Regions from separate parts of the Homo sapiens genome. Here region 1 is linked to region 2. The links are chromatin loops, found by intact Hi-C in ENCODE. Cell type or tissue: heart left ventricle. All regions are shown on one strand.

Region 1 (8,000 bases), 90 kb after region 2:
CCGGGAGGCGGAAGTTGCAGTGAGCCAAGATTGCGCCATTGTACTCCAGCCTGGGAGATAGAGCAAGACGCTGTCTTAAAAAAAAAAAAAAAAAAAAGAATTCATTCAAGCACAAAGTGTGAGGGTAGTTTTCCAGGAAACATGGACACTGAAGAATGGTGGTCAGCACTCCCCAGCATTGGGAAAGGTGAGAATCATTTATATAGGAAAAATAGGGGAGTGGAACAGGATTACAACATTTTCTGCATAAGGCTAACATAGAGATACAAGATTTGATTGGTTACTATTATACTCTAAGGGGGTTGCTTAACACTCCATTGTAAAGCAGTAACAATCACAGGGGTCTCTACCTCCAGCTGCATTTAGTCTAGGTTTGAATAAAGAATAGGGTATCTGGTTACAGGTAACATCTCAACACAAAGGTCCCTAAGCAACAGTCACACACCAGAGAAGAAAAACAGCCATGTTATGTGACTCAGTCTCCAGGGCCTAACTTTTCCGCTTGGCATAATAAATTCAGAACGTGTAGAAATTTTCTTTTCACAGGTAGAGCATATTTTTTCTATCAACAGACACTGACAAAATCCAGGACCTCATTCTCAAATTCAATAAATTCCTTAGAAATTTCTAGAAGCATTAACAGCTAAATATCATACAACTAGTACATATGCCCAAAACCTAAAATTCTTCCACTGAAAACAATCCTCAGCTGGGCATGGTGGCTTACACCTGTAACCCCAGCACTTTGGGAGGCCAAGGCAGGAGGATTGCTCGAGGCCAGGAGTTCGGGTCCAGTCTGGACAACACAGAGAGACCCCATCTCTACAAAAAAATTAAATTAGCTAGGCATGGTGGCATATGCCTGTAGTCCTAGCTACTCAGGAGGCTGAGGTGGGAGGTTTGTTTGAGCCCAGGTGTTTGAGGCTGCAATGAAATAGGATCGTGCCACTGCACCCCAACCTGGATGACAGAGCAAGACCCTGTCTAAAACATATATATTTTTTTAATTAAAAAAAAAATCCTCTGTTCTTAAGTGTAAAGCCCTTTTAACAGAAGCAGTCGAAATCCAGAGATCCTAAAGCAGTGGTCTATCAGAGAAACAATGCTTAGTTCCTTAGCACTCTCATTTTACTCCTCAATTTGAGGTCTTTCTAGAATTCACTATCACTTACAGCAGGTCTGACCTAAAATGGCAGAGTGGCAAAAACATAATCTATGTACCACAGCAGGTCTGGATTTCAACCTACGCAACCTCAGAAAAGTCACTAGTCATATTATTCTTCCCCGGGGCTAACAATAGTTCTCAAGACTGAAGAATTCAAAGAGGTAACCAGGAGGCACTTGACAAAAGGTAATTTAGTTTCTTTTGTCACCCAGCTTTCAAGTTCTCCTCAGAATCCATCTGGCACGTCCTCATTGCTCCATGAATGGCAAATAATACCTTCACCATTATCTAACTACTTTTAGATCTTTATTCAAACAACTCAACCTTCCTGGAAACACCCTACACTCATGTCTATTACTTTTCTTCAAGATCCGGGAAGCTTTTCCGGGCTGACTTCAATCCCTACTCTTCAAAATGCTCTGTAGGTATTCTCCTAACAATTTAAAAAGTTTCAACTGGGCTGGGCGCGGTGGCTCACGCCTGTAATCCCAGCACTTTGGGAGGCCGAGGCGGGCAGATCACGAGGTCAGGAGTTCGAGACAAGCCTGATCAACATGGTAAAACCCCGACTCTACTAAAAATACAAAAATTAGCTGGGCATGGTGTCATGCACCTGTAGAGTCCCAGCTACTCAGGAGGCTGAGGCAGGAGAATCACTTGAACCCGGGAGGCGGAGGTTGCAGTGAGCTTAGATCATGCCACTGCACTCCAGCCTGGGCAACAGAGTGAGACTCCATCTCAGAAAAAAGTTTCAACTGAATTATTTTGCCTACAGGTCAATGTTTTTGTCTGATCTCAAATACATTACGAATAAATCTATCTTTAGGATATAAAAAGTATCTTCAACATCTATCATAACTCACACATCCCATACTATAATGTCTGAGTGAACCATTTTCTCCCCAGCAGTCTTATTTACATAAGTCCTTTGTCCACTAATTAGAATCAAAATGCAATAAGCTCATCTCATTTTAAGTGGGTAGATCTTTTCAGATCACTGGAAATATTTCATAGCTTTATAAGTTTCTCCAGCCAGGCACAGTGGCTCACGACTGTAATCCCAGCACTTTGGGAGGCCAAGGAGGGTGCATCACCTGAGGTCAGGAGTTCGAGACCAGCCTGGCCAACATGGTGAAACCCGATCTCTACTAAAAAAAATACAAAAAACCTAGCAGGGCATGGTGGTGTGTGTGCCTGTAATCCCAGCTACTCGGGAGGCTGAGACAGGAGAATCGCTTGAACCTGGGAGGTGGAGGTTGCAGTGAGCCAAGATCACGCCACTGCACTCTAGCCTGGGCAACAGAGTGAGACTCTGTCTCAAAAAAAAATAAAAGTTTCTCCAAGAAAGCCACATGATTCAAACTTCAGACTTTTTATTTCTAAAAGGCTCAATAAGAGAAAGCCATTACCTAGACCATGTTTAAATGAATGAAGATGGGGTCTTCCCATTATTTAAGTGATATGTGGAACATTTACATTTCACCATGGAAATTAAATAGCAAGTTACCTAAGCACCAGATATTGTGACCAAAGCATATGCCACACAAAGACATTCTTAAAGAATTCTCTAAACCTGCAGCAAAACCCACAGACTTACCATTTTACCACATCAAACGATGAAGCATCAACCAAAACCACTACCTGCTTAAAGTGAGGTGAGAACAGAGGACAGCTCTTCCCCAGGTTTCCCATGCTCCACTGCCTGAGGCGTCTACCAAGCTTGATTGTATGAGAGGGCTCTGCAGGTACTTCAATGAAAATGGGCTCATAACTCAATTAAAACCAGCCAGTTCACTGATTTGATCACTCAACAAATATCTGTTAATGTCTATTAATGCCAGCAACTTCTGGTACAGAGGAGAAAGACACTAAGAGAAATATATTTTAGATGATGAAGCCTCACATTGTGTTCTCTCCTAAGCCAAAAATCATATGAAAAACAAACAAAATCAACTATATTATAGTGTACTACAATTGGCTGAAAGTTTCTTAATTCATTTTTTTATTCAAGGAATAATTTACATATAATGAAGTATACAAATATTAAATGCATAGCTCTGAAATTTTACATATGTAAAATTTATTCTTGAGCTCCACCCAGCTCAAGAATAGAACACAAAATCAGAACTCTAAAGAAGATGGGAAAAAAAAGAGACTGGTCATTAACCATGTCTCTGAAAACAGACAGGTACCTGTATAGTCACTGCCACAAACAATCATTCTGGTTAGCAGAAACTTTCATATATACACAGTACTGTGATTTATCATCATGAAACAAAATTTACTGAGTCCTTAACTCTATATAAGGCCACGTACCAAATTCAAAAAAAGAAAAAAAAGAGGCCAGGCATGGTGACTCATGCCTATAATCCCAGCACTGTGGGAGGCCAAGGCAAGAGGATCACTTGAGCCTAGGAGGTCAAGGCTGCAGTGAGCTCTGACTGCACCGCTGCACTTCCAGCTTAGGCAACAGAGTGAGACTTTGTCTCTTTAAAAATAAAAAAAAAAGCAAGCAATGTGAAGAAGACTGATTTTGAATTACTATCTCCTCCAACTTTCAAAACAAAAAGATAAAATAACAAAAATCTAAAAATAAAAGAATCTAATGTTGCCCTCAATATAAGAGGAAGCGGCCACACACAGATGGAAACAAAGAGTAAAAGAAGGGAACTGAGGAAATGTAACTCCTAAAGTTCAAAAGAAATAAGGTAAATCCCCTTATTCATTTCCCAGCCTTACCATAAGATTCTTCTCCCACAAGAGATCTGAGGGTGCCATTGTCTAAGAAAGAGAGAAGTCTGCTTTATTTTATTTCATGAATATGTAGCTGTACCAGGCTGACTGGGCCCACGTATTTCGGGCTGGCCCCTAGAAGAGCACACACATAGAAAAGCAGACATACTTAATTAGTGCCACCCTAGTCTGGTGCAGTACTCTAAAATCTCAGGAATGTTTCTATAAATGGGTTTTCTGGTAACCCCATTAGCAAGCTGTCAATTTTAGACCCAAATGAGCAAACACCTAACTTTATATCACAAGAAAGGAGATGCTTGCAAATTCCAGCAGGGCCCTTTTACATATGTGTTTTTTTTTCTTTAATCTTTTTTTTTCTTATTTTTAAATTATTTTATTCTACTCTATTCTTCTCCACAGGGCAAGTTCTATCTTAAACAAGTCTTATAGCAAGCAACCAAGGCAAAGTAATAGGATCTGCACAAAATCATCTTGAAATTTTACACTTTCAAGCTGACAACTTGAAGAAACATTAATCCCATATTTTTAAAAACCTTCTCAGAAATTTTCAGCAGTAAAAATAAACAAACAGCTCTGCTCTAAACTTTAACACCTTTCCCTAAAACCCAAACAGAACAGTGGTACAGCTGTCAATAAAGTCCAGTAGGAAAAATGAACAAGTAAAGAAGCAGGGCCGGGTGTGGTGGCTCATGCCTGTAATCCCAGCACTTTGGGCAGCCACGACGGGCAGATCACCTGAGGTCGGGAGTTCAAAACCAGCCTGACCAACATGGTAAAACCCTGTCTCTACTAAAAATACAAAATTAGCTGGGTGTGGTGGCACATGTCTGTAATCCCAGCTACTCGGGAGGCTGAGGCAGAAGAATAGCTTGAACCCAGGAGGCAGAGGTTGCAGTGAGCCAAGATCGTGCCACTGCACTCCAGCCTGGGCGACAAGAGCGAAACTCGTCTCCAAAAAAAAAGAAAAAAAAGAAGCAACTGTTGCTGCTGCCTATTAACTTTAGATGAATATGTGGTTACTGCTCATCGGCCTAACCACTTTAATGTGGAATACACTGGGCTATACCGTACTCTACATTTACAGTCCTTTCACTATCCTAAAGAAACAGTATGCCTATCTTCTAAATCTACTCATGATGACTTCACTAAACTTAAAAGGATGCTATATACAACAAGCAAATATTTCATTGTAACCTTTCCCCTCAGCTGCTTAATAATTCCCTTTAAGAATCTATTTCAACAATGTACATGTGAATATATACATTTTATTTATTTAATTTTTGAGATAGGGTCTACGTCGTCCAGGCTGGGGTGTAGTGGGTATTCAACAGGCGCAATTATGGTGTACTACAGCCTCAAACTTCTTAGCTCGAATGATCCCTCTGCCTCAGCCTCCCAAGTAGCTGAAACTACAGAATATATATACTTTAAATAAAATTTGCTTATGTCCATTTTTAAAGGAAAAAAATACAAATTAACATTTCAGAAATACATATTCACATGTGAGAATTCATGAGTTTTCGCCTAAGATTTATCTAGGCTGCCTTCAAGTCACATAACAGTCTAATTTTTACCCAAAAAAGGACAGTCATAGGCCTTTCCAATTCCATACCAGTTCCATACCTTAGTACTTTTTTAAAAAATTTACAGAAATAAAACCACATACTACATTTAATATTAGCTATTACAGTGACATATATCTTATAAAATGGAGAGATGGCACTGATAAAAAATAAACACAAGCTCAAAAGTTTTGCTTTGAAGAATTTAAGTTAATGTTCAATGTTCTGGGAGTTTTATAATTCAGGCATTCATTTATTCACTCACTGTACATATATTTTTATGAACACTATGCCAGACAAGTGTCACTGGAGACAGAATGCCTCCAGCCTCCACCCAAACAGTCAGTGAAGTGAATCCTCTCTGTGCTTGCATCTCTCACTTAGGACTTACTATATAACATGAAAGTACTGCTCTAGAACAGAGGTCAACAAACCTGTGCTATGAGAGCCAGATAGTAAATACTTCAGCCTTTGTGGGCTGGGACATATGGAGTCTGTCGCTATTACTCAACTCTGCCCTTATTGTGCAAAAACAGCCACAGACAATGCTTTGTTACATGGGCTAAACTGTGCTCCAACAAAACTTTATGGGTAACTAAAATTTGAATTTCATGAAATTTTCACATGTCACAAAATATTATTCTTCTGATTTTTTCTAACCAATTAAAAATGTACAAACCATTCTTAGTTCACAGCCCATACAAAAATAGGCAGGACTGGACTGGACTTGGCTAAGAAGGCCATCATTTGCCTACCCCCAAATCGAGAGACATGGGTCTCTGCATCTACACCTCATCTAAGAATGAGGTCAGGGCAATGTCCCATGAATCACTACACATCCAGGAATTTGCATTGTTGCTAATACATAACAAGCAATTAACCAATATTAGTCATCTTTAACTGAACTAAAAGATTACTAAACCCCTGACTCGTCCTTCAAAAACTTCATGGTTTAAAGGTAGAAACAGACAAGTAAAGAAACAGATAATCCTATGTGATAGGGACTGTGATAAATACCTACAGGGTGGCGTCAGTGGGAGACTTAATCCAAGCCAGGGAGTGGGGCAGAAAGGGGAGAGAGAGAGAAACTGGGGAAGGAGTCCTAACACCTGGGAGAAGTGTTCCAAACCAAAGAACAGCCCTGTGAACACGTGAAGCAACAAAAAGGTCCAGATCCTAAGTACCCTGTACACCACGCCAAGGAGTTTGGACTTTATCATAAAACCTTGAGGAACCACTGCAGAATTTTTAGCTGCAAAATTGTATGATCAGATTTGCATTTTAGAATCATCACTCAGTCCAAAGGATGGCTGCCCAAATATAAAGGGCAAAACTGGAGGCAGAAAGCCCACCAGTTTATTTGGAGGCTGTGGCAACAATCCAGGTGAAATGCAATGGGAACTTACAGTAAGGAACTTACAGTAAGGCAGAGACAAAGAGGACGGAGAGAAAGATAAGCATTCAAGACACATAGTGTCTGGATATAGAAGGTAAGAGTAGAGTCTTGGACAGATTATAGTAACGATTGGTGGGAAAGAAACGGGTGAAGTTATAGCTACCCAGAACCGACCGACCACACAGCAGTGGATCCTATCTGTTCACCAGAGTAGTCTTTACTCATGAAGCCTGTCAAGCATGGTTCTTTCAGGAGAGACGTGGGCAACATCGGTTGAGAAACTCAGTGTTAGACAGCAGTGTAGTTCACTGAGATAGGGAATACCAAAAGAGCTTTGAGTTGGGTGAGACAACAAGGAGTGAATTTAGTTTTGAATATGGTCTCTGGACATCCCAAATTGACCATAACCAACAAGATTTTAGATCTGGAAAAAGAGCTGACTAGAAATACAACTTTAGAATTTACAAATTTACAAATGAAATTGCAAATAAAGCCTTGAGACAAACACGAGTTCATCCACGAAGCGTGAACAGCATGAAAAGAGAGGAATCTAGGAACATAAATAAAAAGAAGTATGCAGAAGAAAAAACAAGGAAAACCAAAGGAGTCTGGTATCTCTGAACCAGGGTATACATGAAATTTTAAAAGTGGCTTAGAATAAAGTAGACTTTCTTTCGAGAGACTCGTTAGAGAAGCTGCAAGCTGCAAGAACGAATGCAATCAACTAGGTAGTCAAAGACCTATCTCCCACATGACTTTAGGCAAATCACAACCTTAGGCATCTTTGCCTTCCTTGCGTTGTGAGAAATCTCATCAGTGATAAACTGGAGGCCTTATAAACTGTAAAATATTATATAGACACCCTTGATTTATTATTGTAATGCCATTATGAGTGTGTAAATTCCTAACAAAGTATAATCTTCTGAAGATAGGACCCTCAATCTTCTACATCTTTCTATCAGGTACAGTGGTATGTATTTCAAGAGTATTTTTTAAAATGTTTGCAGAATATCCGGCAATAACATGAGAATGTATGCACAGGAGGAAGGAGTGCATAGCAAAAGGCACACCCAATTTTCTAAAATTATTTAGAACTGAAATAGTCAAAACTTGATTCCTCCCA
Region 2 (8,000 bases):
TTAGAAATGGATAATATTCTTCAAATAAAGCATCTACGATGACTTAGGTACAGCCCTGACTATGAGTCAAGTGGCTAGACTGAGGCTGTCAAAGTCCTTTCTGGCCTTAAGACACTAACTGGAATTAGTGGAAGCTTAGAGTTGTATGCCACCAACACCCCTTACGTTTGCAGCCTTCAGGTCCAAACCCAAAGTGGTTGACCTCACAGCGCTCACAGTGCTGACCAGTGATGCCGGGCTGGCACTCACACTGGCCGGTGCGGATGTCACACTGCCCATTGGTGGAGCCCAAGGCATGGCAGTCACACCTGAAAATGAACACAGGACATTTCTCAGGCAAGAAAAACAGACTTTAAGCACAACTTTTTTTTTTTTTTAGTATAGCACTGATGTAATTTGTAACTTGTATCAGAAAACTGAATGGTAAGGGTTACTAAGATGGAATGTTAAGGGTTATTAAGCCCCTAAGGTTCAAGTAATTTTCATGAGTGCTATTCAGAACCTCTTTTCCTAACTTAACTGCTACCAGTGCTCTCCAGCCTGGGACTGTATGGACACTAAGTAGCAGCTTTGAAAACAGAAGTTCCCAGGCTGCAACCCTGAAGGGTCTGATTCTAAGTGCCTCAGAAAGGACCCGGCAATTTGTGCTTTTAAAAGGTTGCTCAGGTGATTCTGGCACAGCTGGGGCCACTGTGCTCCACTCCTTTCTTTCATTAGCTTTATTACAATTCTCCAGCACTGCCCCTGAAGGATGCCTTGCCTACATTAGGCGCTCCAGTAATTTCTGAACAGTCAATTATTAAATGTACTTATAAAAATTCATTTTTTATAACAGAAAAAGCAAAGATTACTTTCACCAAAGGCACCTATGTCTCACCTCTCACAGCCTTGCCCACTCTGCAGATTGTAGAATCCAGGGTCACAAGCACCACAGTCCTGGCCAGTCACGTGAGGCAAACATTCACACTGCCCCGTCACGGGGTTACAGCTGCTCTGCTGCTTCATGGTCCCATACAGATTGCAATTGCAGGCTAAGGCAGGAAGACAGAGATGGCAAAAGACACAAATCACCTGAGAGAAATACTAAAATATAAACAACCTAAAGAGATTCTTTAGACCTGTGTTGCCAGGTTGGTAGCTGCTGTCACATGTGGCTACTGAGCACTTTAAATGTGGCTGGTGAGTCTGAATTGAGATGTGCTATAAACGTGAGATACACACTGGATTTTGAAGGCTTAGCGTGAGAAAAAACATATATTTCATTAACAATTTTTATTGATTACTTATTGAAATCATATGTTGGATATATTAAATAAAATACATTAGTATTCATTTCACCTGTTTCTTTTTACAGGACCACAGGTGTCAGCCACCATGACTGTCCTTCTTTATACTTTTTTAATGTGGTGACTAGAAAATTTTAAAAGACAAAAGCGGTTCACAATGTATTTCTATTGGACTAAACAACTATACATATTTTAAGAGACACACAAGAATTCTCACAATAAAGGGGCATTTAGCTGTGACAGAATCTGATCAAAGGCTGATTACCTTTGCATTTGTCTGCTGGATTGGGAGCCAGGGGATTTCCAAAAAATCCGTCTTTGCACCGGTCACAATAGAAGCCAGCAGTGTTATAGATGCACTTCAGGCATTCTCCCGTCAAGCGATTGCAATTTCCAACTGCATTGGGATCGATGTTGTCACTGCACTGGCACAGGCGGCAAAGTCTCACAGGGCCGTTTCTACCCAGGGGGTCTCCAAAGTAGCCATCATCACAGAGCTCACATCTCTTACCTGGGGATGAGACAATCTGATGTTATGAAAGAAAGGCCTTAGACATTTTTGGTGCTAGATTACCACTGGCTACAGGTAATCTAGTGTAATCATCACATGAGAGAAGACATGGTGCAGTGGAGGGCAGAGGACCTGGGCTGCAGCCCTGGCACGGGGCCAGACCACCAGAGTGACCTTGAGCACATCTCTATTTCCTCACTAGACAGGAAGCACCTGGTCTGCCTACTTCACTTTAATTGTTGTGACAATCAACCCAAATCATGTATTAAAAGTGCTCGGTAAATGAGTCAAGCCCAAGGTTTATAAACTTCTCCAGTCTCAAAGGATGGCACATTCATATATGTTGTTTTGGCAGATGATATTAAAAGAGGTGAAGTGCCACTCTTGACACTGTAAGTTTCCCACACAACAGGGTGAGCAGAACCATTCTCTTAAAATGTAAGAGGCATGTGCTAATCCTTGTTAATCAGTATCAATTGGTACAGAATCAGGGCATGTTAGAAGAGAACTTAGAAATCATCAGTTGCTGACTGCTTGTATTAAATATTATAGCTCAGAGAACAGAGAGGATAAGTAATTTGCCTGCAACCAAAGAAGTGACAGGTAGAGAGGGAGAGCTAGAATCCAGAGCTCTTTCCACTCTACTACTCACTGCTCCTCATCCTTCCTTTTCCACTTTCCTACCTTGATTAGTTCAAGTTGGGCTCGTGATATCTTTGTAACCAGTAGGGCCTGAATTAGACTCAAATTTCTGGGAATCCGAGGTTTATTAATTCATTCAACAAGTATTTTCTGAGCATCTACTATATACCAGCACTGTTCTAGGTCATTAGGATGATGTGAACAAGGTGGACAAGGTCTCTGCTCTCATGAAGTGTATGCAGCGGTTGGTGAAGACCAATACACAGACATACAAATAAACAAGATTACTTCAGATAGGGATAAGCATAAAAAATTTAAACAAAATAGAGCAGCATGATGGGGTGAAGGTGAGGGCTACTTTATATTGGTGGGTAGGGAAAGCCTCTGTAAGAAGGAGACATTGGGATAGCAATGGAAAGACAGAGAAGAGACCAGCCAGGATAATATCCAAGGGAAGAAAGTTTCAGAAAAACAAGATAAGCCATGGAAGCAGTTCAAACCCATGTAGAAGCATGGAGGTCAGAGTAAAGGATTTGGTTTTAGTGTATCAAGAAGCTATTGGAGGGTTTAAAAGTGGTGTAATCTGAGGTACATTTTGAAAGGACCATTTTGGCTTTCATGTTGAGATTGGAGCCATTGTAGGGGAGCAGGTGAGGCAGGGAGAACAATTAGGCAATCCCAGGTGAGAGATAACAGAGGTTTGAACCAGGTTGGTGATAGTTGAAGTGGTGAAAAGTGGTCAGATCTGAGATAACATCAGTAAGATTTGCTGACTGTTTCTAGGACTTGAAAGGAAGATGAATCAAGTATAGGCCCTAAGGTTTCAGCTTGAGCAACTAGGCTAATGGCAGCATATTTACTAAGATGAACAAGACTGGAGGAGAAACAAAGGGTCGAAGAAAAAGGGAGGAAATCAAATATTTAACTTGGATTTGTTTAAATTTGAGTTCCTTTGGCTATGTGAATCAAAATCACAGCAGAAAATGGCTGACACAATCAAATCAGCACGGAGTGTAAGGAAACTGCGAGAAGAGTGCAGCACTTGAGATAGGCTCCATACCCTGGGCCTCAGGTGGTGGGTGGGGCAGCTAGCAGAACCTAAAGGCAAAAAGAGCTGTTTGGAGAAGGCCTACCAGGAGCTGATTTGGCTCATCAATGACGGATTTGAGGTCATCGATCCAGAGAACCCCATAGAGAAGGGGCCATGGGATAAATACTCTGTCCTCACCCTCCTCCTTCTCTGTGAGCTCCCATATGTGCTTTCTGCTGTCTGAATGCAAATGGAGCCTGACATTTGATGTAGTGCATGCAGGTCTCAGTCAGGGTGCAGAAAGGTGAACAGGGATGTGGAAAGGCAAGTGGAAGGCTTCTAGCCCACCATCCAAGTGGAAATGGCAAGTAGGTAGCTCAGGAGAGGTGCCAGGGCTGGAAATACAAACTTAGCTATCATAGATATAGAAAGGCTTTTGAAGCCTCAAGATGAGATTTGATCACCTAAAGGGGAGACGGTAGATCAAGGTGACATGAAAGCCCTTGGTTGACAGATGGAGACAATCAGGGGATACCCAAAAGAGAGATGGAAGGAAACAAGGAGAGTGAGCCTCAGCTTCCTATTAGGAAAACCATAACCACTGAAACTGAACCAAACACAAAGATCCAAAACAACTCCGAAGCCCCTTTCCCCTAGGTCTTTTTATAGAAGGGAACACTGAAAGCAGATGAAGCGAGCAGACTTACCAGTGGTGCCAGTAGGACAGTTGGTGCACACCACCTCCTTTGTCTTGGGAACAACAGCACAACTTGAACCTCCAGGACACGGACAGGGTTGGCAATCGGAGGAGGTGCCTGCAGTTGAATCTCCATAGTACCCATCACTGCACTTCTCACAGTGCGGGCCAGCCGTATTGTCTCTGCAGTTACAAACACCTATTTGGAAGGCAGGCGTGAGAAAACAGGCAAATGTACAAGTATATAAGACAATGAGCACTTTCTACACAATTGCTAAAGAGAAGTTAGGTCTAAGAGCTGCCAAAGATCATCTCACCTGTCTCAGGATCACAGGTCTCGCTGTGTCCATTGCAGGCGCAAAGCACACATGGACTGTATGGTCCAAGATTAGGAGTTTCTCTTCTGTAACCTGAGAGGCACATCTCACAAAACTGCCCTCCATATCCCACAGGACAGGTGCAGGACTCCACCCAAGTTGCAGGGACTCCAGGCCCAGGACGAGCACTTGCCAGGGTGACATCATCCAAATATCCAGCACCTGTGTATAGTGAGGAAAAGAAAATCACTGAACTGGCTTGTTTTCCAAACCTTGTGTAAAGTCAGTAACACTAAAAAGTAACTAGACCCCAAATTCCAGAGAAAATTAGCCATTTGCTTAACTGGGCTCTGATACACTAAACGAGATATCCACGTCTACACCCTGGAGAAGAGAATTAGAAAACAGCATTTAGAACAATCATGTGGTACTGAGTGCTAAGTATCTGGAGTGGTGGTATAGCAAACTTTTATTTTATTTATTAATTTATTTGTTTGTTTATATATATATTTATTTATTGAGATGGAGTCTCACTCCGTCTCCCAGGCTGGAGTGCAGTGGTGCAATCTCGACTCACTGCAATCTCCGCCTCCTGGGTTCAAGCAATTCTCCTGTCTCAGCCTCCCAAGCAGCTGGGATTACAGGCGCATGCCACCATGCCCGGCTAATTTTTGTATTTTTTTTTTTTAGAAGAGACAGGGTTTCACCATGTTGGCCAGGCTGGTCTCGAACTCCTGACCTTAGGTGATCAGCCCACCTTGGCCTCCCAAAGTGCTGGGATTACAGGCTTGAGCCACCATGCCCGGCCCAAACTAATTTTTTTTAAAACACACACATGTACCCCTAGATTTGCTGAATTTTACAGTCCCCACCAATGTGAAAAATGAAAAGCATCAGACAATCATTTGGAGTGAGAAGAGATATGAACAAGAGTGTGGGGGGAAAAGAAGAGTTTATGTCTACAGCCATTAAGGAGTGTTTTCATTCTTTTGCTACAAAAGCAGGCACTACAGAGTTCAAGGGTAAGACAGAAGGGAAAGCACCTGTCAACAGGTAATACTCAGGTTACATAATTTCTGCCCTCTGTAAAACAGCCAAAAAACCCCCCAAAAAACAAAAAACAAAAACTCTCAAGTAAAGTTCTAATACTCAGGGTTACTTCTGACAAGTATACAATTACTCCAAAGCTCAATGCTTTTCCATTTCTATAAGAAATCAGAGGAAACCTTATATTGCCTTAGACCAATGGTTCATCCAATCCAGTGGTGCCCCTGATACAAGCATCAACAGGAACATTTTATCAGAGAGGTATAGGCCTCAGTAACATCATCATATTTCCCTGTAATCTCCATTCCACTCTAGTGTTTTGCAGTCTTATGCTTAAAGCGTATTTTTCATGTTATGAAATAGCACTTGCTGTTTATAAAATTCATTTGAAAATTAACCACCTAAGGCTGAAGGACACCTCCATTACTACCCTAAATGTACTACTTTTAGTATGTTTACAGGTTTATCTTGCCTAGTTAGGTCATGAGATATGGCTTTATTGGTTACTGTGCTTCCAATTCTAAACATCCTTAAGTCTCCCCATTCTAAAAATACTTTCTTCAATCTTGTTCCTACTCCCAAATTATAGTCCATGTCTTTTCCTTATAGCCAAACTTCTTAACTGAACATTCTTTATTTTACTTACTCAACTTCAAATTACTTCTTAAAGCACTGTGATCTTTCAGTTTCAACACCACCCCGCCACCTTTTTTTTTTTTTTTTTTTTTTTGAGATAGATCCACTCTGTAAACTCAGGCTGGTGTGCAACGGCATGATCACAGCTCACTGCGAGCTTGACCTCTTGGGTTCATGCATCCTCCTGCCCTCAGCCTCCGAGGTAGCTAGGACCACAGGTGTGTGCCACCATGCCCAGCTAATTTTTTTGATTTATAGAGACAGAATCTTGCTATGTTGCCCAGGCTGCTCTTGAACACCTAGCCTCAAGCAATCCTCCTGCCTCAGCCTCCCAAAGTACTGGAATTACAGGCATGAGTTACCACGCCTGGACAGTTTTAACACTTCTTAAAAACAAAAACTCAGCAGTGATTAAGGAATCACCAATCCAAAACCCAACGATGCTAGCTTCCTAAACTTGTTAATTGTTTCTCTTTCTTAAAATTCTTTTTCTCCCTTGGCTCTTATTTATTTATTTTACTTTTTTTTCAGACAGGGTCACACTCATTGTCCAGGCTGGAGTGGAGTGGCACAATTACCACTCACTGCAGCCTTGACCTCCTGAGTGCACGTGATCCTCTCACCTCAGCCTCCAGAGAAGCTGGGACTACAGGCATGCACCACCATACTGTGCTAATTTTTGTACTTTTTAGTAGAGATGTGGTTTCGCCATGTTGCCCTTGGGTCTTAGAGCATGGACTTAACTGTTTCCAGGATTCCATCCTTCTTTTCCATCTATATTTTCTGTCATATTTCCAAGTTTAAAAATTATTGCCCATATGTTGACAACCTTCTAAATCTGGATCGCTAGTCCTAATCTCTTCCTAAGCCCCAGATTCATATTTCTAACTACTTATAAGCCATTTTTATCTGGATATTCATGCAGGCATTTCAAAAATCAACACATCTAAGCTGCAGATGCCTCTCCCAATACCACATCATCACTAACTCCACCTCCCCAAACAGCTGTACCTTGCTAGAGAAAAAGGTCCTTGTTTAAAACTTTTTTTTAAGAAAAAAAATTTTGACCGGGTGCAGGGGCTCATGCCTGTAATCCCAGCACTTTGGGAGGCCGAGGCAGGGGGATCACCTGAGGTCAGGAGTTTGAGATCAGCCTGGCCAATATGGTAAAACCCCATCTCTACTAAAAATACAAAAATTAGCTGGGTGTGGTGGGGCGTGCCGGTAATCCCAGCTACTTGGGAGGCTGAGCAGGAGAATCGCTTGAACCAGGAGGCGGAGGTTGCAGTGAGCCAAGATCATGCTATTGCACCACAGCCTGGGTGACAGAGCAAGACTCCGTCTCAAAAAAAAAAATTTTTAAGTCTTAAACTCTTGTTCACCAAAAATTATAACAAAATCATTCAATAATTTATGACTTTTAATAATTTAACCAATGGCTCAAATTATAAATTATAATTACACAACAGTAAATAAAAAGAAATGAAGATGAGGCAACTTGAGCCAGTAGAATTATAATCAGATTTTTTTTTTTTTTCTGAGACAGATTCTCATTCTGTCGCCCAGGCTGGAATGCAGTGGCATGAGCTCAGCTCACTGCAACCACTGCCTCCCGGGTTTAAGCGAATCTCATCCCTCAGCCACCCAAGTAGCTGGGATTACAGGCTTTTGCCACCCCACCTGGCTAATTTTTGTATTTTTAATAGAGACGGGGTTCCACCATGTTGGCCAGGCTGGTCTCAAACTCCTGGCCTCAAGTGATCTGCTCGCCTCAGCCTCCCAAAGTGCTAGGATTACAGGTGTAAGCAACTGCGCCTAGCCTATAATTAGGTTT

Evidence for each region. Peaks named below come from ENCODE experiments on the same cell type or tissue, not always from the same donor. Only the 100,000 strongest peaks of a DNase experiment are listed, where the experiment ranks them.
Region 1: it touches region 2 in a loop (2.3-fold over the local background); 14 of 110 quality-filtered maps call a loop at or near these places.

The regions. Positions count from the first base shown.
Region 1 is chr1:183,028,194-183,036,193 of GRCh38, reverse strand. All of the region lies in intron 1 of LAMC1 (laminin subunit gamma 1), which reads right to left. Among named protein-coding and RNA genes, the nearest start is that of LAMC1, 8.8 kb to the right of the region's middle. In heart left ventricle, no CTCF peak of the experiment used is centred here; no DNase peak of the experiment used is centred here; H3K4me3 peaks cover 4,068 bases; H3K27ac peaks cover 286 bases.
Region 2 is chr1:183,118,428-183,126,427 of GRCh38, reverse strand. It overlaps LAMC1 (laminin subunit gamma 1), which reads right to left. Exons shown (of 28, transcript NM_002293.4): 12 at 4,484-4,705; 13 at 4,177-4,365; 14 at 1,552-1,797; 15 at 878-1,031; 16 at 166-308. Among named protein-coding and RNA genes, the nearest start is that of LAMC1-AS1, 19 kb to the left of the region's middle. In heart left ventricle, no CTCF peak of the experiment used is centred here; no DNase peak of the experiment used is centred here; H3K27ac peaks cover 331 bases.